2 separate regions of the Homo sapiens genome follow, and region 2 is linked to region 1. Evidence: read pairs that join two places in POLR2A ChIA-PET (ENCODE). Cell type or tissue: A673. All regions are shown on one strand. Links, peaks and the distances in the headings refer to the core of each region. The heading gives the core; the rest is flanking DNA.

Region 1 (10,848 bases), core at 1,455-9,454:
TAAAATAAAAAAATCAGACAGGCATGGCAGCATACACCTTTAAAGGCTGAGGTAGGAAGATCTCCTGAGCCCAGAAGTTCAAGGCTGCAGTGAGCTATGATTGGACCACTGCACACTGGCCTAGGTGACAGAGCGAAACCCTGTATCAAAAAACAAAAACAAAAACAAACAACAACTCTTTTTTTTTTTTTTTTTTGAGACGGAGTCTTGCTCTTTCGCCCAGGCTGGAGTGCAGTGGTGCAATCTCGACTCACTGCAAGCTCCACCTGGGGTTCACGCCATTCTCCTGCCTCAGCCTCCCCAGTAGCTGGGACTACAGGCGCCCACCACCACGCCCGGCTAATTTTTTGTATTTTTAGTAGAGACGGGGTTTCACTGTGTTAGGCAGGATGGTCTCGATCTCCTGACCTGTGATCCACCCCCCTCGGCCTCCCAAAGTGCTGGGATTACAGGCGTGAGCCACCGCACCCAGCCAACAACTCTTTTCTCTAGTCTTGCCTCTCAGCCATCTTTAAATGAACTGCTTTATTCTTTTTAGGGGGTCTAATGTCCAGCAGCAACTAGACTAGAGACTACAGGCTTTCTATACGGGAAGCTAGGTTGGGGATCTTCTTAAGTAATTTACCATTGTGCTTGTTGAATGAGCCAAGATTTGTGTTTCCTTAGAGTATTATCACTGCTGGAGGAATTTTGTCAACTACCCACCTGGGGATGAAGCTCACTGGCCACAATACCCACCTCTGTGGATGATGTTGTACGCACTGGAGCTGCACTGCATAATTCTAGTAAGTCACTTTAGGGACACAAATGTTGATGCAAAAAGAAGCATCCTTCTTCAAAGGTCTTTCCTGAGAAAATTTGACTCATATCTTCTTTTTGACATTTATATTGAGATTTAGTTATTTAACTAGCTAGCTCCTCTTAAGAAAATCTCAGAGCCAGGTATGGTGGTGCACACTTGTAGTCCCAGCTACGCAGGAAGCTTGAGTCTAGGCGTTGCAAGCTGCAGTGAGCTATGATCACGCCAATATGCTCCAGCCTGCGTGGTATAACAAGATCCTGTTTCTAAAACACAGCTGGGTACAGTGGCTCATGCCTGTAATCCAAGCACTTTGGAAGGCCAAGATGGGAGGATTGCTTGAGACCAGGAGTCTGAGACCAGCCTGGCCAACATAATGAGACCCCCTCTCTATAAAAAAGAAAATTATGTATCAAACAAAGTAAACAAACAAGCAAACAAACAACATCTAAGCCTAAGAACAAGAAGTGTGTTTGTGGGAGGTAAGTGGAGAAGGGAATTTGGGTAAACCGATCTAAGATATGGGTGGTCCCCATATTAATTACATTTTATCATTTTTATTCTTATTTTATTATCATTATCTTTTAAGCCACAGGGTCTCGCTGTGTTGCCTAGGCTGGGGTGTAGCGGCTATTCACAGGCACCATCACAGCAACCCACAGCCTCAAACTCCGAATTCCTAGCCTCAAGCAATCCTCTGACCTCAGCCTTCTGGGTAGCTAGAACTACAGGCGTGTGTCATCATGTCTGGCTTTATCATTATTATTGTTCTTGTTACTACAACACATATTGGCTCTACTGTATTTCAGATATTCTCCTTTCTCTTATTAGTGTGTGTAATCTTATTGAAGAGAATGTACGTGTTCCATTGGATTCTCTTGAAAGTGGTTCAGGCTGGGTGCAGTGGCTCATGCTTGTAATCCTAGCACTTTGGGAGGCAGAGGGGAGTGGATGGCTTGAGCCCAGAAGTTGGAGACCAGCCTGGGCAACATGGCGAAACCACATCTCAACAAAAACACAAAAAAATTAGCTGGGTGTGGTGGTGCGTGCCTGTAGTCCCAGCTACTTGGGAGGCTGAGGTGGGAGAATTGTTTGAGCCTAGGAGGTTGAGGCTGCAGTGAGCTGTGATTGCACCACTGCGCTCCAGCCTGGGTGAATGCAGTGAGTCCAGAACCAGACCCTGTCTGGGAAAAAAAAAAAAGAAGAAATAGTTAAATCGTCTTCCAACTGACATTTTTAAATGTTTGTGGTGATAATATTATTAATTAAAATATTCATCCTAAGGATTAAATATAATCCTTTTTTATTCCAGAGTCTTCCACCCTGTTTAAAGATTTCAAGAAGATGGCAAAATCATCTTACATTTTTCAGACTTCATCTTCAAAACTGCCATTACCAAACGATTCCGCCACACATCCTTTTAGCTACAGGGCTGATACATCCTTCTGTGGCTTGGAGATGAATAGGATGATTCCGTGTGTGTACTGATTCAAGAACAAGCAATGATGACCCACTAAAGAGTGAATGCCATTTAGAATCTAGAAATGTTCACAAGGTACCCCAAAACTCTGTAGCTTAAACCAACAATAAATATGTATTACCTCTGGCAGTTTCTGTGGGTAAGGAATTTAGAAGCAGCTTATCTGTGTGTTCCTGTCTCAGGTCCCCCACGAGGTTGTAGTCAAGATGGCAGCCAGCGCTGCAATCATTTGAGGGCTTGACTGAGGCTGGAGAATGTGCTTCCCAGGTGGCAGGCTCAGATGGCTGGCAAGTTTGTGCTAGTGGCTGGTAGAAGGTTTCAGTTTCTTGCCACACAGGCCTCTCCACAGGGTTGCTTAAATAACCTCAGGACATGGCAGTTGGCTTCCTACAGATTAATTTACCTTTTGAAAAATTTCCTGTAGAGATGGAGTTTTGCTGTGTTGCCCAGGCTGGTCTCAAAGTCCTGGACTCAAGTGATCCACCAGCCTCGGCCTACCAAAGTGCTGGGATTACCGGTGTGAGCCACCATACCTGGCCCAGAGCGAGTGATCGAAGAGAGACCAAGGTGGAAATTTCCACGACTTTGATGACTTCATCTTGGAATCACACCCTATTTCTTTTGCAGTATTCTATTTGTTACACAGGCCAGCCATGACTCAGAGTAAGAGGGGACTCATACACAAGGATTTGAAACTCAGGACATGAAAATCACTGGAAGCCATCTTGGATTTTCCCTGTAGGGGCTTTCTCTGTTTTCAGACAAATAATTACATGGAATCAATTTCTGAAGACACAGATAGAGGGAAACAAAAGACAAAGTAGTAACATCTATTATTATTTGTTTCTTAATTAGAATATCATGAGATTCACAGGTGATTTATAGAGGACTGGATGACCAGATGCAGAGAGGAGCTACCATCTCCATGAGAGCTTCGGAGACCTGCAGAGACATTGCATGACTTGCCTGCGGAAGTTGTTTGATAGGAATTCTCATTGGTTTACAGAAATAATATTGGTTAGTGATTGGCTATACATGGTGTCCAGCACAGGGCATTTTGTGGCTGCTTAGTGTCAGTCTAGAGCCCATGTTGCAAGGGGCTTTAAGAGGTAATTAGCTCAAGCAGAGAGTGAGATGTGATTGCTGTCACATTTTTTTTTTAAGTTTTTTTTTTTTTTTTTTTTTTTTTTTGAGACAGAGTCTCACTCTGTCGCCCACGCTGGAGTGCAGTGGCACAATGTCCGGCTCACTGCAAGCTCCGCCTCCCAGGTTCAGGCCATTCTCCTGCCTCAGTCTCCCGAGTAGCTGGGACTACAGGCGCCCGCCACCACGCCCGGCTAATTTTTTGTATTTTTAGTACAGACGGTGTTTCACCGTGTTAGCCAGGCTGGTCTCGATCTCCTGACCTCATGGTCCGCCCGCCTTGGCCTCCCAAAGTGCTGGGATTACAGGCGTGAGCCACTGCGTCCAGCCTGCTGTCACATTTTAAATATTCCTCTGGGCTTGATAATTTAAAGGAGCTCACATTCCTCAGATAAAATGTTCATTTTCTTTCTCAAACCTAAACATAATATTAACCACCGCTATATTATCATTTTTAGTAGGAGGATGAGAAGGGCTAAATCAGACACAATTACAAAAAACTCTTAGCCTACTCATCAATTACTCATATAAGCTGAGTAACAGCAATTCTAATTTATAACTCCTTTATAATAATATTAAATCTACTAATGAGGCTGGGCGCGGTGACTCATGCCTGTAATCCTAGCACTTTGGGAGGTCGAGGAGGGCAGATCACTTGAGGTCAGGAGTTCGAGACCAGCCTGGCCAACATGGTGAAACGCGGTCTCTACTAAAAATACAAAAATTAGCTGGGCGTGGTGGTGCACGCCCGTAATCCCAGCTACTCAGGAAGCTGAGGCAGGAGAATCGCTTGAACCTGGGAGGCGGAGGTTGCAGTGAGCCGAGATTGCACCATTGCACTCCAGCCTGTGGGACAAGAGTGAAACTCCATCTCAAAAAAAACCCCATAAATAAATAAATAAATAATAAATTTACGAATGAGAGGAGAGTGAAAAGTACCAGTTAGGCAGATAGCTAGGACATGTCCTTGGTAGAATTCCTTTCTAACAAAGAAACAGCTTGAAAGATCAAGCTGCAAGCACAGATCGGGGGCAAGGTCCACCATAAAAATGCCTTCTGTGTAACTAACTAAGGTCACAGTCTGAGCTGTCAAAGTGTCAGTCAAAATCTTGGGTTTATATGTATTTTGGAGTCTAGTAGTTGAGGTCAATTACTCACATGTGTGGTCTGATGAGGTGTGACATACTACTCTTGCAGGGAAGGGGAATTACAATCTATGTTCTTATCACAGCAATACATGTATCACTCAAGTAGCAAACTATGGAAGTAGAATCATTTTAAAGCTTTAAAACAGCACTTTTAGCAGGAAATTTAGCCCAGGGAGGAGCCTCTGTAGATCAAACCATTTTCTCATTACACTTAGCAGGTATTTCATCAATGTTAGGTGCTACTAATCTTATCACAACAATTATTAATATACAACCACAAATTATATCTCAATGTCAAAAATCATCATTTATTTGATCTGCATTAATTACAGCTGTGCTTTTGCTACTTTCTCTTCCAGTTTTAGCATTGATATTACTATACCTGTGCTATTCAAAAACATAACCTTAATACTGCTGTTTTATCCCACAAGGAGACTCAATTTTATATCAATGTTGTATTCTGATTCTTTCTCTTGCAGAAGTTTATGTTGTTATTTTACTCAGATGTAGAAGAGTTTCACATGTAACATATTCGGTTAATAGGAATAGTCTAAACCATGATATCTATTGGTTTCTTAAGATTCACTGTATAAGCCTGATACGGTTTGGATATTTGTTCCCTCCAAATGTCATGGTGAAATGTGATTCCCAATGTTGGAGGTGGATCCTAATGGCGATATGGCTCTGATGAATGAAGGAACACCAGGGTCTTTGGTCTCCTGCTGATTTAGATAAAACAACACGGAAACACCTTGAGTGGTTTTAAGGAGTAGAGAGTTTAATAGGCAGGAAAGAAGGAAGAAGCTCTCCTGTACAGAGACAGAGGGAGTGAGGCTCCAAGGGAGAAACCTCGTGTGTGGTACGGAAGTAGTTGGTTATATTAGGAAGCTGGAGGAGGAGGTGTCTGATTTGCATAGGGCCCAAGGGATTGGTTTGACCAGGTGTGTCATTCACGTAGACCACAAAAAACCCTGGCACTCCCACCTTAGCCCTTTAACATCCAAATGCAGGCCACCAAGATGTCCTGAGCATGTGTGAGTTATCTGGAGGTGGCTATGACACTTGGCACATGTGGTGACAATGAGAAGAGGGTGGGAATTGCCATGTTGGCCATGTTGGGTGGACCTAGTTTCTAATCACTGGCATTTGCATATCAAACTTGCCGGCCTGGTTTTTCAAGCTGCCTGTTAGAAAAGAAATGGTTTGGGGGTTGCTTCTCATGACAGGAAAATTTCCACTGAGAACTTTTACCCTTTCTAGTGGCCTAAAAATTATTTCCTAATAACTCCTGTATTATTCCCTGCCTCAAGAGAAGTAAACCTAACTGCTGTTAAGGGGTGTTGGATGACAATTCTTTCTGGCTACTTCCTGTTGAAAAGGCTCGTCACGTGAGGGACAGCAGTTGGTCCTCCTCCTGAGGTTGATCTAAGTGTTCTAGGAAGAATGGTGTGTCCATGGGTGGCTCTGCTCGCAGCGTTGTTTGGAGTTTGATTGCTTCTAGGTGAAAAGAGATAAATTTTACAAGAAGATTTAAAATATAGGGTTAGAGTATGAGTATTAAGATGACCACCATTAGAGGGAATTCTGTAGACCATAACTGAGTTTGAAATCTGTTAGTTACACCAAAGGGTTGCAATACCGGTTTTCGTCCACTAGATGCCGTTGTACATTACCAGAGACTTTATATAAAAGTAACATTTTCCTTGAGAAAAGCATACATTTTCCTTGAGAAAAGCATACATTTTCCCCTTGACTTCCCATTAGAGAATAATTTTTGGCATAGGCCATTTTTGTGAGTTGCAATATGATTGGGAGAAATATGATATTGGGTGGCTAAAATAACTTTAGCATTAATCTTGGCAATTCCTTTCCTTTAATTAGTAAATTCTTTTGTGACTTTCACAGACCCTCTTACAACATACTCAAACTCTCTGACTTGTCCTAAACATCCTTCCTGTAAACAACCAGTCATTTCCTTTTAGGACAAGAATTTACCATACACAATCCTTCCTTATATAAAATCTTTCTTTATAAACTTCTTTTAATAGTTTAGAATGCATCCTATTACCAACTTTCAGTAAAAAGTCATATCAAACTTAATGATAGTAAAACTTTTATACTTTCATGCTTGCTTTTTTTCTTTTTTTGATATGGAGTTTCGCTCTTGTTGTCCAAGCTGGAGCGCAATGGCACGATCTCAGCTCACCACAACCTCCTCCTCCCAGGTTCAAGCAATTCTCCTGCCTCAGCCTCCCGAGTAGCTGGGATTACAGGCATGCGCCACCACACCTGTCTAATTTTGTATTTTTTAGTAGAGATGGGGTTTCTTCATGTTGGTCAGGCTGGTCTCGAACTCCCGACCTCAGGTGATCCACCTGCCTCGGCCTCCCAAAGTGCTGAGATTACAGGCATGAGCCATCGCGCCCGGCCTTATGCTTGCTTCTTATCCATAACTATCACTCCTGCTATAAGCAAAATAACCTTGACTAAATCTTTCCTGCAATTATTAATCCTAAGATAAGGAAGATAATCAGGCAAAATATTATAACAATTAGAATTTTACAACCAAAATTCCGCATTGTGGGTGCCACGGTGTATAGTTCCATCGCAAATAGTGGTGTAACTATAACATTTCCCACAAGAGTGGCATAGTAAATAATTTTCGTTTAAGTCTTTACTTGCCTAGATATAACATTTCCCTTTGGGGATCTACAAAGTTACAAATGCAATCCCATGTATAATTAAATCTCGCTGCAAATATGCCTTAAAAGGAATTTTAATATTTGGTGGCAGATTTTGAGAGGAAAGGCAGAAATAATAAAAAGTACCCGATGAGGTAGGAGTAGCCCTCACTCAGTTACTTATCTTTTATGATTTTCAGTTTAAGATCTTCTATTTCTCCACATTGATATTCAGGACGTGCCTCTGGGCTGTCAGAGGTTGATCCCTCAGCTGTTCAGGCTTTGACTTGAATGTGGAAGTCAGGAGTTGATTCCTGTAACTTTTACTGCCAATGGTGTTGAAAGAAGAACAGTGTAGGGCCTTTCCCAGCTTGGCTTAGGGAAGGAGACAGAGATGAGGGTTTTCACTAACACCAAATTTCCTGGGTTAAATAAAGGTGGTTCTGTTTCCTGGGGTTGGACTTCTGTTAGTTGCGTTAATTCTTGTTGGAAGTGAGCTAGAGAGGTTACATGCTTAACCAATTTAGAGGTTTCCTGCCTGAAAACAATCTCTGAGCACACTGATAAGTTTTATCCTTTCCCAAGTGAAAAGCTTGGTGAAGGATTTTAAGGACATTGGCTGGAGGCTGGCAAATGGAGTTTGCCATCCTCTGACTGTAGCCTTTCTGAGGGCTGGGAACTACGTCCTCGAGAAGTGGCCTATTTTATTTCTGCAGGGAAATACTGAGGTTTAATTTTTCTTATGGAGCCTTCCTAGATTAGAAGGGGCTTAAGTGCCTTAACGGCTTGAGGCTTCCTTGCCTCTGACTTAACTGCCTGATCAGCTAACCTATTTCCTTTGGCTACCTCATTTGTTCCCTTTTGATGTTCCTTACAATGCATTCCTGCTATTTCTTGTGGAAGAAAAACTGAAGATAACCTGCTAATTTCCTGGTGATATTTTTATAGGGGATCTATTAATGGTAAGAAAATGTCTTTTCTTTCTTTCTTTCTTTTTGAGACGAAGTCTCGCTCCGTCGCCCAGGCTGGACTGCAGTGGCGCGATCTCGGCTCACTGCAACCTCCACCTCCCAGGTTCACGCCATTCTCGTGTCTCAGCCTCCCAGGTAGGTGGGACTACAGGCGCCTGCCACCACGCCTGGCTAATTTTTTGTATTTTTAGTAGAGACGGGGTTTCACCATGTTAGCCAGGATGGTCTTGATCCCCTGACCTCGTGATCCGCCCGTCTGGCCTCCCAAAGTGTTGGGATTACAGGCGTGAGCCACCGCCTGGCCGAAAATGTCTTTTCTTTCAAATGGCAGCATGAGCATGGAGAACCAAGAAAGCATACTTGGAGTTAGTATAAATGTTAGCTACCTTTCCCTTGCTTAATCCAAGTGTGCTTGTAAAAGCTGTTAGCTCAGCTAATTGAGCGCTTGTGCCTGGGGAGAGACGTTATTTAGAGTGACTACTGCTTATCCTGCCTTATGTACTTCTTGCTTTACTGGCGGTTTGTTGGCTAAGAGCTCCCCCTAGAGGACAGTAATCCTGCCACATTATGTGGGGTGTAAACAGTTAAATTATTTCCTAGGGTTAACTTGGAGGCTTTTCTGATTAGCGAGCTGTCATGATAATGGCTTGGAAGCACGTGTCAACTAAGGTTGAGAAAAATACTGGAGTAGAGTTTTTCCTGAGATGCCCCTTCTGGTTGTGCTATGGGAAGAGGGGAGGCCTGGATTAGAGAGGAGAAAAAAGAGAGACTGGCTGAGTGTTTAGAAAGAGGTCTACTTTCCTTCTTTTAATTTCCAGAATCACTCAGAGCTCCTGTGCTGTAATGGCAGTTTGAGCCGCTGGAGCTGGAGTTTGAGCCCCGGGATCCAGTTCTGCTGGATCATCAGTAAGACTGGTTCTGAACCCAGTGACCTCCACCTCTGGGGGCAGTTCCATCTCCTGTTGTCTCTGCCACAGGCTGGAGAGGGTTGAGGTGGCTTTGTCTTGCTGTATGGGCATTCTTTCTTAACATGCTCTGGCCTGCCACACTGATAGCAACTAGCAGATGCACCTCCGGGATCCTGGACTTTGCAAGCCTGCAAAGCTGCTGCTAGAGTCTCTGTCCTTCTGACCATTGTCTCTTTCTTTTGGGCCTCCTCCTGGTTCCTATTACAAAAGACCAAAGTGGCCACTTTCAGGAAGTTCTCTAAGGTGCTATCTGGTCCTATAGCTTGCTTGTGTAGTTTCCTTTTAATATTGGCAGCTGCCTGTCTAATAAACTTGTCCTTTAGGATGAGCTGTCCCTCGACTGAATCAGGGGATAAGGAGGGGTGTTCTGTTAGTGCCTCTCTCAGCCTTTCCATAAAGGCTACAAGATTCTCATCTGGCTGTTTATCATGGACAGTTTAGAGTAATTGAGAGGTTTGGCCCTGGTTTTCCGTAGGCCCTCTAATGCACACTTAAAAAAGAGCTTCCTTTTCATCTCCTGAGTTATTGGGGTCCCAATTAGGGTTGTCAAGGGAAACTGCTTTCCTCCCAATTGGGAATGGCATTTCTGCTATTTCTTCTCTTTCCTTATCTGCTTTCTTCCCTTTTGGTGTATTATAGGAGATATGTTGCTAATCTCTGAAATCAGAGCTGCCTGCTTTTCAGCTGCAGTGAGGGTCTGACTTAGGAGCAACATAACATCCTTCCATCTGAGGTGAAATACCTGAGTTAAATTTTGGAAAGCTTTTTTTTTGAGACGGAGTCTCACTCTATTGCTAGGCTGGAGTTCAGTGCCGTGATCTTGGCTCACTGCAACCTCCACATCCTGGGTGCAAGCGATTCTCCTGCCTCAGCCTCCCAAGTAGCTGAGATTACAGGCACATGCCACAACGCCCAACTAATTTTTGTATTTTTAGTAGAGACGGGGTTTCACCATGTTGACCAGGATGGTCTCAATCTCTTGACCTCGTGATCTGCCCGCCTCAGCCTCCCAAAGTGTTGGGATTACAGGCGTGAGCCACTGCGCCCAGCCTGGAAAGCTTTTATATACCTATCAGGGTTGTGAGAAAATTGGCTAAGTCTCCCTTTATTACAGGCCTAAGGGGCTGTAACGAGAAGGGAACTTGAAGGGGCCCCCAAAGAAGGGGGATCTTCAGATGGCTCCTCTGGAAGTTGCTTTTCTAATTTTGGGGAATTATTTTCAGTGAGCGTGCCTGATATGATTCCTAAAAGAGCTGGGTTGATCTTACACTGCTTGCAAAGTTTCAGTAAAAATACCATGCCCTTGTGCAAAATAAAATGAGTTGCTCTTCTCTTTAATGTCCTGAGGCTAAGAAAGTTTCAGTGTTTCAGAGTGCACGCCAGAGGGGCACAAACTGAAGATAATCTGTTACCCATCTAGAAAGAAAAGCAATAAAAGTGTCCTTTTAATCTACTTTGATTCCCTATGACCCCCGACGGAGAATAACACAGTGGAGTGTCCTGTTTTCCTTCCCTGGTTCCTGGGACCCTGTTAAATGTGCCACCCACGATTGTAAGCATGGTCCCCCAAGCCATGGGAGCGGATGAACTAAGTGATGGTGTGTCCGGAATGGGTGGGTTCTTGGTCTCACTGACTTCAAAAATGAAGCCGCAGACCC
Region 2 (10,848 bases), core at 1,069-9,068, 380 kb before region 1:
GGGGTGAAGTTTATATGTTACCCTTATATCATCCTGGAATTCAGTAAATGCTCCTTGAATGAGTGGATACATGATAAATGAGCGTGTAACGGTGAAATAAACATCAGAAGATCTGGGTCCTGTTCCTTGTTTCAGCTTCCTAAACTTGTGCATGGCCCTTGTTCTCCGCAATCTTGCTCAGCGAAGAAGGGACCTTGATACTTGGCCTGCTTACCCTTTACAGCTGTCACATCCTGAAGTCATATTATTCTGCTGCAAATTCTCATATATTTCATACTCTGGCTTTTTTTTTTTTTTTTTTTTTTTTTTTGAGGTGTTGTTTCACTTATTGCCCAGGCTGGAGTGCAATGGCACGATCTGGGCCCACTGCAACCTACGCCTCCCGGGTTCAAGCGATTCTTCTGTCTCAGCCTCCCCAGCAGCTGGGATGCCTCAGCCTCCGGAGCAGCTGGGATTACAGGCGCGCGCCACCACGCCCGGCTAATTTTTGTATTTTTAGTAGAGATGGGGTTTCACCAAGTTGGCCAGGCTGGTCTCGAACTCCTGACCTCGTGATCCACCTTCCTCGGCCTCCCAAAGTGCTGGGATTACAGGTGTGAGCCACCGCGCCCGGCCCATACTCAGGCTTTTTAAACTTTTATCAAACTACCCTACTTTCTTTCCTTTCTTTCTTTATCTTTTTCTTCTTTTTAAATAGAGGCAGGGTCTCAGTATGCTGCCGAGGCTGGTCTTTAATTCCTGGGTTTAAACTATTCTCCCTTTTTATGCCTCCAAAGTGCTGGGATTACAGGCAGGAAACACGGCCCGGCCTACTCTCTACTTTATAGCACATAAGATAATAGGAGGCCAGGCGCAGTGGCTCACGCCCGTAATCCCAAAGCTTTGGGAGGCCGAGGCGGGGGGATCACTTGAAGTCAGGAATTGGAGACCAGCCTGGCCAACGTGGTGAAACCCCTGTCTCTACTAAAAATACAAAAATTAGCCCGGCGCGGTGGCGGACGCCTGTAGTGCCGGCTAAGGCAGGAGAATCGCTTGAACCCGGAAAGCGGTGGTTGCAGTGAGCCGAGACCGCGCCACTCCACTCCAGCCTGGGCGACAGAGCCAGGTTCCGTCTAAAAAAAAAAAAAAAAAAAAAGAATTAGCCAGGCGTGGTAGTGCGTGCCTGTAATCCCAGCTACCTGGGAGGCTGAGGCAGGAGAATCACTTGAAACTGGGAGACGGAGGTTGCAGTAAGCCCAGATCGTGCCGCTGCACTCCAGCCTGGGAGACAGTGAGACACCGTCTCAAAAAAAAAAAAAAAAAAAGATAATACGAATACAAAAATATTGCTTGCAAAATATTTGAATTGCCCCCAAAAGACTGCATACTTAAGTTGTATGTATATATTATATGAATAATTATATTTACAATATGCCAGGCATTGCACTGAGCATTCTGCATGTGTTGTCACATTGATGATTCTAGCGATTCCCTAAGACACTATTATTATACTTCTTTTACAGATGAGAAAATTGTGACTTACAGATACTATGTGTGAGTTCGCTTAATTAGTAAGTAGCAGAGTCAGGACTTAAATCCAAATGACTCCGATGCCCAGCTCTTGACTTCTATACCATTGTCCGGAGCGATCAGAATTTAAAGTCATCCTCAAAATTAAAGGCAGTAAACCAAAACAAGCCTGTTCTTCCTGCTCACACTTCCTATATTCAGGTTTAAAGATGTATTTTTCCTCTCTTTGAGGCATTAAATAATTCTCCCACACGCAGATAATTTGGCGGCAAATCTTTCTTGCTATGTATTAGATGTTTTGTTATGTTTCAACCGTTTTTGACATTTCCTGTGTATGGAAATTGGAGGGCTTGAGTGACAGGCAGTTGTACTAAAAATGGAAACATGAGGGAAGGATTAGAATCTTCCTGGCAATTTGGAAAAATAAAAAGCTCAAGAAATTATTTGGTTTTTACAAGACATTTGCTGCAGTATTTTTTGTAACTGGAAAATTAGAAAAGACCTAAATATCCAAAATAGGGTAATTTTAAATATATTATGGCACATCTGTACAACAGAGTACTATTTAGCATTTGCAAGAATAATTGTATTTATCTCTGAAAGGTAGAGTGAGTGGAGTTGTTTTATTTTTATAATGTTCTTTATCATTTAGATATTTTGCAGTAGGCATACATTATTTTAAAGAACCATTGTTTTATATATCTGACTTATTTGAGTGAGAAAATAATATTTTAAAATTTGTATAATGCAATCATATAGTTGCTTTTTAAAATATATATATGTTCATGCATATATTTGTGTGCATACCAATAGACACATAGAAGATGGATACACACCAAAGATGTGAGTTTATGGATTATTTTAATTTACTTCATTTTTTAATGTATCTATAATTAGTGTTTGTGTAGATTTGCTTATGTAATTTTTAAAATTAAAAGAAACTGACAAGGCTGGTTTGGTATGGTTTTGCCCTAAGATTGGGGGGAAGCACTTACATTCATTCTCACTTTACTTTCTATTAAGGCGGGTAATACGGAGAAGGATTTTTTAAGTCACTGAAACATACAGAAATTAAAATGTAAGGATCCACTCTTCTTTGTAATAAAACATGTTATATAATTATTCATGAGTGTTAATTTACCTTGAGCAAAACTATTCTTTATAAAATTGGAGACTAATATGCTACAACGCACGTTTTGGAAGCACTTATTAGAGACTGTGTATTACGTGAAACAAAAATAGTGGTTCTCAACTGTGAGTCCTAATAATTGTGAGAATTTAGGTAAGTCATTTAACTGCTTTGTGACTCAGTTTCCTCATCAGTAAAATGGGGATAATAATAGTACCTATTTCATAATGTTGTGAAGGGATTATGTGCCTTTATACATGTAATATATTTAGTTAAATGCCTGAAGGAGGAAGGACCTAGAGACTGAGAGGCTTATCAACCAAATGCAATATATGTGGACCAAGAGACATGTCCATCAAATACAATATGTAGACCTTTTGAGGGATCCTGATTAAAACAAAGCAACTGGAAAAAATATTATGAGACAACTGGTAAAATTCCAATACTGAGGGCGATATCAAACAATTATTGTATACTTTAGGTGCTAATGGAATTACCATTTTATGAATATTTATGAATACTAAAGTATTTAGACATGAAATGCCTGAAATTTGCTTCAAAATAATCAAGTAATGGGGGAGAGGAGTACAGATGATAGATGAAAGATTGAACGAATGTTGCTTTTTACAACAGTTTTTTTAAAATGCTATTCTCTGGGCCAGACGTGGTGGCTCATGCCTGTAATCCCAGCACTTTGGGAGGCCAAGGCAGGTGGATCACCTGAGGTCAGGAGTTCAAGACCACCCTGACCAACATGGAGAAACCCCGTCTCTACAAAAATATGAAAATTAGTTGGGCATGATAGCAGGTGCCTGCAATCCCAGCTACTCGGGAGGCTGAGGCAGGAGAATTGCTTGAACCCGGGAGGCGGAGGTTGCAGTGAGCTGAGATCGTGCCATTGCACTCCAGCCTGAGTGACAGAATGAGACTGTCTCAAAAAAAAAAAAATCTTATTTTCTCTACTTTTGTGTGTGTTTGAATTATTACAAGATAAACAATTTTTTAAAAAGTACTGTTTAGCCGAGCGTGGTGGTTCACACCTGTAATCCCAACACTGGGAGTCTGAGGCGGGCGGATCACGAGGTCAGGAGTTCGAGACTAGCCTGGCCAATATGGTGATACCCCTGTCTTCACTAAAAATGCAAAAATTAGTCGGGTGTGGCGGCACGCACCTGTAGCTCCAGCTACTCGGGTGGCTGAGGAAGAAGAATCGCTTGAGCCTGGGAGGCAGAGGTTGCAGTAAGCCAAGATCGCGCTACTGCACTCCAGCCTGGGCGACAGATCGGAGACTCCATCTCAAAAAATAAAAATTAAATTTAAAGTACTGTTTAAAAATGCTGGAACATAGCTAGGACTATGTTTACTATTATTATATGCTTTGTATGTGTAATACTACCTAATGTCTGTTTACACCTTTCAGATTACAATGTTTTCATTTACACTAGGTCTTTTAGGATTGACACTAAACCTACGAGGTGGGGAAATGTTATTCCCATTTACAAATGAGACAACTGAACCACAGCCAAGACCGCATCTCCACTCTTCCAGATTCCTGGGGACCTGTGATCAACGGAGTAGGGGGTAGCCTGCCGCCACTAGACACAGAGTTCTGACCTCTTTTAATGACTCTAGTCAGGTCTATTAGAGAGAAACTAAACCAACATAGAAACGATTCATTTAGTAATATTTATCAGACAAAATATGAGCTTACATTTGCACCATCAGAAAAATTCTAACTGCTACTTTAAAAGATAATGGGGTCACCATTGACTCTATGGGAATTGAAAAAATAAAAAGTAATGGGGGGAATAGAACGCAAGATATTAAATCATAAAGGTGAAGTTATCTGTATAGTTTGTATTTCCTTTACATAACTGTTTATTATTTACAGTTTTCTACGTTAACTTTCCTTTTTTTTTTTTTTTTTTTTTTGAGACGGAGTTTTCGCTCTTGTCGCCCAGGCTGGAGTGCGGTGGCACGATCTCGACTCACTGCAAGCTCCGCCTCCCGGGTTCACGCCATTCTCCTGCCTCAGCCTCCCGAGTAGCTGGGACTACAGGCGCCTGCCACCACGCCCGGCTAATTTTTTGTATTTTTAGTAGAGACGGGTTTTCACCGTGTTAGCCAGGGTGGTCTCGATCTCCTGACCTCGTGATCCGCCCGTCTTGGCCTCCCAAAGTGCTGGGATTACAGGCGTGAGCCACCGCGCCCAGCTTTTCTACGTTATTTTTCTATCCTCTTCCCAGCCTGTTTGATTTCCACTCCCCTAAAAATTAGACTGGAGCCAGGGAACAAGAGATGAAAAACTGGGAGGCGAGGTTGGGAAGCAGGGGCCGGCACATCCCAGCGGTAGAGGCCCAGCAGCCCAACATTCCTGTTCCACCTTAAGAAGCTTTCGCCTCTGCCCAAGACGAGCAAGCACTCGGCTCCTCCCACCCCCGTGTCAGCTCCGGCCCGGGAACGTGGGCTAGGCAGGAAAGACGCACTGAATGGAAAGGTTGGCGCCAGAGGCAGCAGGTCTCTCCTGCCCCCTACTCCACCGGCGCGGGGAGGAGCGTGTGAAGCACGGGCCATTGGGGTTGGGTTCCTTTCTGGAGGACCTCAGGGATAAGGACACGTCCTACTGAAACTGGGGGCCGGGTACGTGGGCCATGGGGCCCATCTTGGGGTGGGGTCTTGGGGAGACAGAACTGGCACAGGAGATACACAGCACGCCGCGATCGTTAGCAAAAGTCGTAAGTTTCCCTCGTTCCGGACGCACCTCTTCAAATCATTTCCAAAAGAGGTGGCAAGTTTTCCATCCTCCGCCCCAATTCTTCATCTTCCTCTTAATTGGCTGGGGTTCGGGTAGGCCCGGCCCAAGATCGCTTGTTGATTGGCTGCGTTGGTAATCTATCACAGGATGACGCACGCGAGGGGTGGTATTTGGGGGAGGAAGTGAGGATTATTTTGGTACCTCCTACCCCAACTACTGATTGGCTGAGATTTGCAGTGATGTAAAACAAGACATAAAAATGTCCACTAAAGGGAAGGGTCTGTTTGCCATTCTCTCTGGGCCGGGGGGACTCTGTTAATGTAGAGAAGGACCAAACTGATTGAAACACGGAAATGAGTTTAGAAAGGAACTGAAGGAAAACGAGGGAAATCCGCGACACCTTCGTTGCCTTCAAACAAGGTCATTTCCTGCACGGGATCGATGGTTTCCTGTTTACTGCCTCCGAAGTCTGCGTGTACACTGGCTTTCTGGAATCTGCATGATAATTAAATTCTTATGAGCCTTTGGTCCCAGACTTCCCATTTGTTTACGTTACATAAGAGAATGAATGACACGGAGGAAAGGAAAAGGGTTTCACCCTGCCTTTAGACAAGGACAGGGAAAACTAAGTTTCTCTAATATTAGAAAGCTGAAGACTGACCCTGGATCACAGTATTCAAGCAGTTGGGTTAGAAACCATTCGTATAATAGTTGGAGAGAGTAGATGCAGGTGAAAAGAACTGTAAAGATTTCTCTGAATGAAGGGCATTAATCACATACAGAAGCCTTCCTCGTTAGAGAACTACATCTTTTTTTATTTTTTTTATTCATTTTTTTTCTTTAGACAGGGTCTCGGTCCATCACCCAGGCTGAAGCGTGATTTCGGCTCACTGCACTCTCCGGGATTCAAACGATTCTCCTGCCTCAGACTCCCGAGTAGCTGGGACTACAGGCGCCCGCCACCACGCCCAGCTAATGTTTTTTGTATTTTTAGTAGAGACGGGGTTTCACCATGTTGGCCAGGCTGGTCTCGAACTTCTGACCTCAAATGATCCGCCCACCGCAGCCTTCCAAAATGTTGGGATTACAGGCGTGAGCCACCGCGCCTTGCTGAGAACTACATCTTATCTCTGGTGCCCGGCAGTGTCGGATACATAGTAGGTAGTCAACTGATGATGTGAACCAAACCAGAGGGAGAAGACTTTTATAAAGTACACTGCTGGGCACGGTGGCTCACGCCTGTAATCCTAGCACTTTGAGAGGCCAAGGCGGGCGGATCACCTGAGGTCAGGATTTCGAGACCAGCCTGTCCAACATGGTGAAACCCAGTCTCTGCTAAAAAATGCAAAAATTAGCCGGAAATCGCTTAAACTAGGGAGGCGAGGTTGCGGTGAGCCGAGATGTTGCCACTGCATTCCAGCCTGGGCAACACAGCGAGACTCCGTCTCATAAATAAAAAAATAATGCTGGAAAAATCCTAAAAATGCGAGACTTGAAGTAGATCTGCTTCACAAACCTACCTGAGATGCTACTTCACAAACCTACCTGAGATGCTACTTCCATGAGAAAATGCTGTTTTCCTCCTAACACCTTGAGGCCTTTAAAATTTGAAAGCAGATTTCCCCTCAACCTACCTTCCTGGAAAAATTGAAAAGATAGGTGGGATTAGTGAAAAGATGTCCTCTACATTCAGTGAATGGAACATAAAGTGTTTATCCTACAATCTGAGGCAAGAGACTAGGAAGAAATTATTTGAGAGCTTGAGAGGTATCATCTATACTATGTTAGTTATGGAATCATTTGCTTCCTTAGCATGATGTACACTTTTTTTCTAGTCCGGAGTTTTTCTTTCCTTTTTTTTTTAAGACAGAGTCTTGCTCTGTCTGGAGTGCAGTGGCGTGATCTTGGCTCACTGCAACCTCTGCCTCCTGGCTTCAAGCGATTCTCCTGCCTCAGCCTCCCAAGTAGCTGGGACTACAGGTATGCCACCACACCCAACTAATTTTTTTGTATCTTTAGTAGAGGCGGGTGTTCACCATGTTGGCCAGGATAGTCTCGATCTCTTGACCTCGTGATCCACCCTCCTCGGCCTCCCAAAGTGCTGGGATAACAGGCATGAACCCCTGCACCCAGCCTAGTCCAGAGTTTTTCTTATACTTAGAGCTCAGCGATGCTTTAACATTGTCTAAAAACTGCTCTAAACTTGAGGACAAGAATTTCCCTTTCATATTATAACTATCCCTACCACAAGACTCTGCGGGGGCTATTGGTCAAGATTCTGCAACGGTATTTTCTGCTTATCAAAAGAGATCCTATCTTACGATTCTCTAGGGTCTTCTAGGTCAGGTGGTTTACAAAAGAGTATATACAATACTGGCTCTTTAGTATCATTGTGGCGATAGTTTAGGAACAAGGAAAGGAGCAGGAGGCAGCTATATTTGCAATAACAAAAATGCCATGGAAAAATTATTACTGGGCTGTAAATAATTCTGGCATAATAAAGTGTATATTACCTATGCCAAAAGAGAGGGGAGATGTTAATATTTTCAAGAATTGTGTTTGAGGGAAAAGTGCCCTTTGTTCCTAGTGATATTAAATAAATCATGAAAAACATACAAAAAATTATTTTTAGGCTAATAATTCATACACTTACAGCACTGTCACTTTCCCCCTGATGATGGGCAATAAGCAAAAGCAGAAATTTTTTTTAGCAAGGGGAACCTAGAGCCCAACACCAAGTCTGAAGAAGGAAAGAACTGGTATTGTCCTAACCATAGATCTAAGCCCTCCAATTTGTAAAGGGGTGGTACCTTGATTGGTAAGAACATGACATACTGAGTTACATAGAACCTGAGGCCTTAGAAAAATCCTCAATTCATGATTCCTCCTGAAGCCTGGCTGCCTGCCCTTCTTAAACAATAGTAATCATGAGTTTCTTTCATCCCTGGAAGCCCAAGAAACAAACACCAGGCCTCAAAAGACCAGGGATGAAAGCACTGGGTTGCATTGCCTTTGGCATTTATGGAAAGAAGAAAAAGAAGAAAAGGGCAGTGGGCTACTGCTCAATCAGGTATTAGATCTGTCAGGGCTGGCTGCAGTAACTAGAAACCACTTAAGTAGGAAAGGCTTTAATACTGGGGCTTAATGTGCTTACAAAATCGTTGGAAGTACTGGAGAAAGGGGGTTTCTGCTGTATATCAGAAATGGCTCCAAGAATGAGGCTGCTAAATTCACCCACCAGGAAAGCTTTAGAAAGATGAGAAATCAAGACTGTATTGCTGCAGCTGTTGAGTTCAGGAACACATGCCCCTGTACTGACATGAGTATGGAAAGAAAAAAAATTAAAAATAAAGAAAAAAAGGAGAACTTACTGCCCTAGTTGTGATCAAGGAATTGGGCAGCTACTGTTGCTAACACAGCCTCAGCACCTTTCAACAGCCATGAAACGCCGGGCACAGTGGCTCACACCTGTAATCCCAGCACTTTGGGAGGCCGAGGCAGGTGGATCACCTGAGGTCAGGAGTTCGAGACCAGCCTGGCCAACATGGTAAAACCCCATCTCCACTAAAAATACAAAAATTAGCCGGGTGTGGTGGCGGGCACCTGTAATCCCAGCTACTTGGGAGGCTGAGGCAGGAGAATCGCTTGAACCTGGGAGGCAGAGGTTACAGTGAGCTGAGATCGTGTCACTGCACTCCACACTCCAGCCTGGGTGACAAAGCGAGACTCCTTCTCAAAAACAAAAACAAACAAAAAAAAACAGCCGTGGAACTAGTGAATAGACATTGGAACACTGCTGCAGAAAAACCCAGCATTCCCATGACTCTGCTGACCAGCAGCAACAGCCAAAGCGGCCAGCAGCTGACCCCAGCCTGGCTTCCACTTTTCAAGTTTCTTATGTGTGCAAATTATTGATAGATCCACAATTTACAACTAGAATCCTAGTTGCGAAAAAATCTGGAAAGTATAGTTTTTGGTTTTCCAGTCTCTGCAGAGGAAGGTATATAAAGGAAATAGAACATGGGTCACCTATATCCACTACAAGAATATATGGATCTACATTTAAAAGATTTCCCTCCAGGGCGTGGTGGCTCATGTCTGTAGTCCTAGCTACTCAGAAGACTGAAGTGGGAGGATTGCTTGAGCCTGGGAGGTCGAGGCTGCAGTGGAGCTGTGTATGTTCCACTGCACTCCACCCTGGGTGACAAAGTGGACCCTATGTCAATAAATAAATAAGCCGGGCCAGGTGGCTTACAGTGGTGTGGTCCCAGCTACACAGGAGGCTGAGGTGGAAGGATCACTACTGCACTCCAGCCTGGGCAACAGAGCAAGGCCTTGGCTCAAAAAAAAAGAAAAAAAGAAAAAAAAACCCCACAGATTTTCTTAGTAACAAATAAAATGTAGAATGAAACAAAAGGATGTTGAACCAGAAGCAGCATAAGAATGAAGCAAAAGTCTGTTCTAAACTTTTTCATTTTATAAACCAGTGGGGAAATATGAGAGAGCACAGAACTTTTTATATTTTCAGGTAAAGACATTAATTACCAACTAAAGTCTACTATGCCCATCATTTTATAAAAGAATCAACATTTTAATATTAATTAAAACCTTCCACCAGAAAGACAGGAAGGTTATAGTCTCAGGGCTGGGTGCAGTGGCTCATGCCCATAATCCCAGCACTTTGGGAGGGTGAGGATTGCTTGAGCTCAGCAATTCGAGACCAGCCTACGAAACATGGCGAGACTTGTCTTTACAAAAAAATACAATTTAACAAAAAAATTAGCTAGGTGTGGTGGTGATGCCTGTCGTTCCGGCTACTTGGCCAACTTGGGTAGGAGGATCGCTTCAGCCCAGAAGTTCACACCACTGCACTCCAGCCTGGGCGACAGAGCAATACTGCCCCCCCAAAAAATTTAAAATTAAAAAAGGAAAGTTTCAGTCTCAGAATTTAATAACTAAATACATTTAACATCAAGAAAAGTACTACTTTGTCCTGTCCTTTCTGAGTGAACACTTTGGCCAGTATGACAGGGCTCTGAAGCCACTGAGGTAATGTGAGATCTCTGCCATAGTAAGGAGAAAGCTTAGCTTCTTGTCCAGCCTGCTTCGGACTTACTGAACAATTCTGAACAAGTCACTTGACCACTGGGCCTTCATTTATAACTAATTAAAATTAGTACTACAAGTAAATATTAATATTTAAGAGGGAAGGGGCCAGGCGCAGTGGCTCATGCCTGTAATCCCAGCACTTTGGGAGGCCAAGGTGGGTGGATCACCTGAGGTCAGGAGTTCAAGTCCAGCCTGATCAAGATGGTGAAACCTCGTCTTTACCAAAAATACAAAAATAAACCGGGCGTGATGGCAGTGCCTGTAATCCCAGCTACTCGTGAGGCTGAGGCTGGAGAATCGCTTGAACCCGGGAGGTGGAGATTGCAGTGAGCCGAGACCACGCCAT

The links. ChIA-PET counts read pairs that join two places held together with the same protein. Peaks named below come from ENCODE experiments on the same cell type or tissue, not always from the same donor. Only the 100,000 strongest peaks of a DNase experiment are listed, where the experiment ranks them.
Region 2: POLR2A ChIA-PET joins it to region 1 with 15 read pairs; 2 of 35 experiments call an interaction of 5 or more read pairs at or near these places.

What each region holds. Positions count from the first base shown.
Region 1 is chr12:7,640,960-7,651,807 of GRCh38, reverse strand. APOBEC1 (apolipoprotein B mRNA editing enzyme catalytic subunit 1) reads left to right here. Exons shown (of 5, transcript NM_001644.5): 4 at 667-785; 5 at 2,112-2,408. The coding sequence ends at 2,261. Among named protein-coding and RNA genes, the nearest start is that of APOBEC1, 20 kb to the left of the region's middle. In A673, for the core only: CTCF peaks have their summits at 6,215 (motif pointing right), 8,591 and 8,795 (motif pointing left); DNase peaks (open chromatin) are centred at 6,237 and 8,757.
Region 2 is chr12:8,021,400-8,032,247 of GRCh38, reverse strand. No RefSeq gene overlaps it. Among named protein-coding and RNA genes, the nearest start is that of FOXJ2, 5.9 kb to the left of the region's middle. RefSeq lists an enhancer at 5,243-5,432. In A673, for the core only: no CTCF peak of the experiment used is centred there; DNase peaks (open chromatin) are centred at 5,107 and 5,517; H3K4me3 peaks cover 1,924 bases; H3K27ac peaks cover 2,898 bases.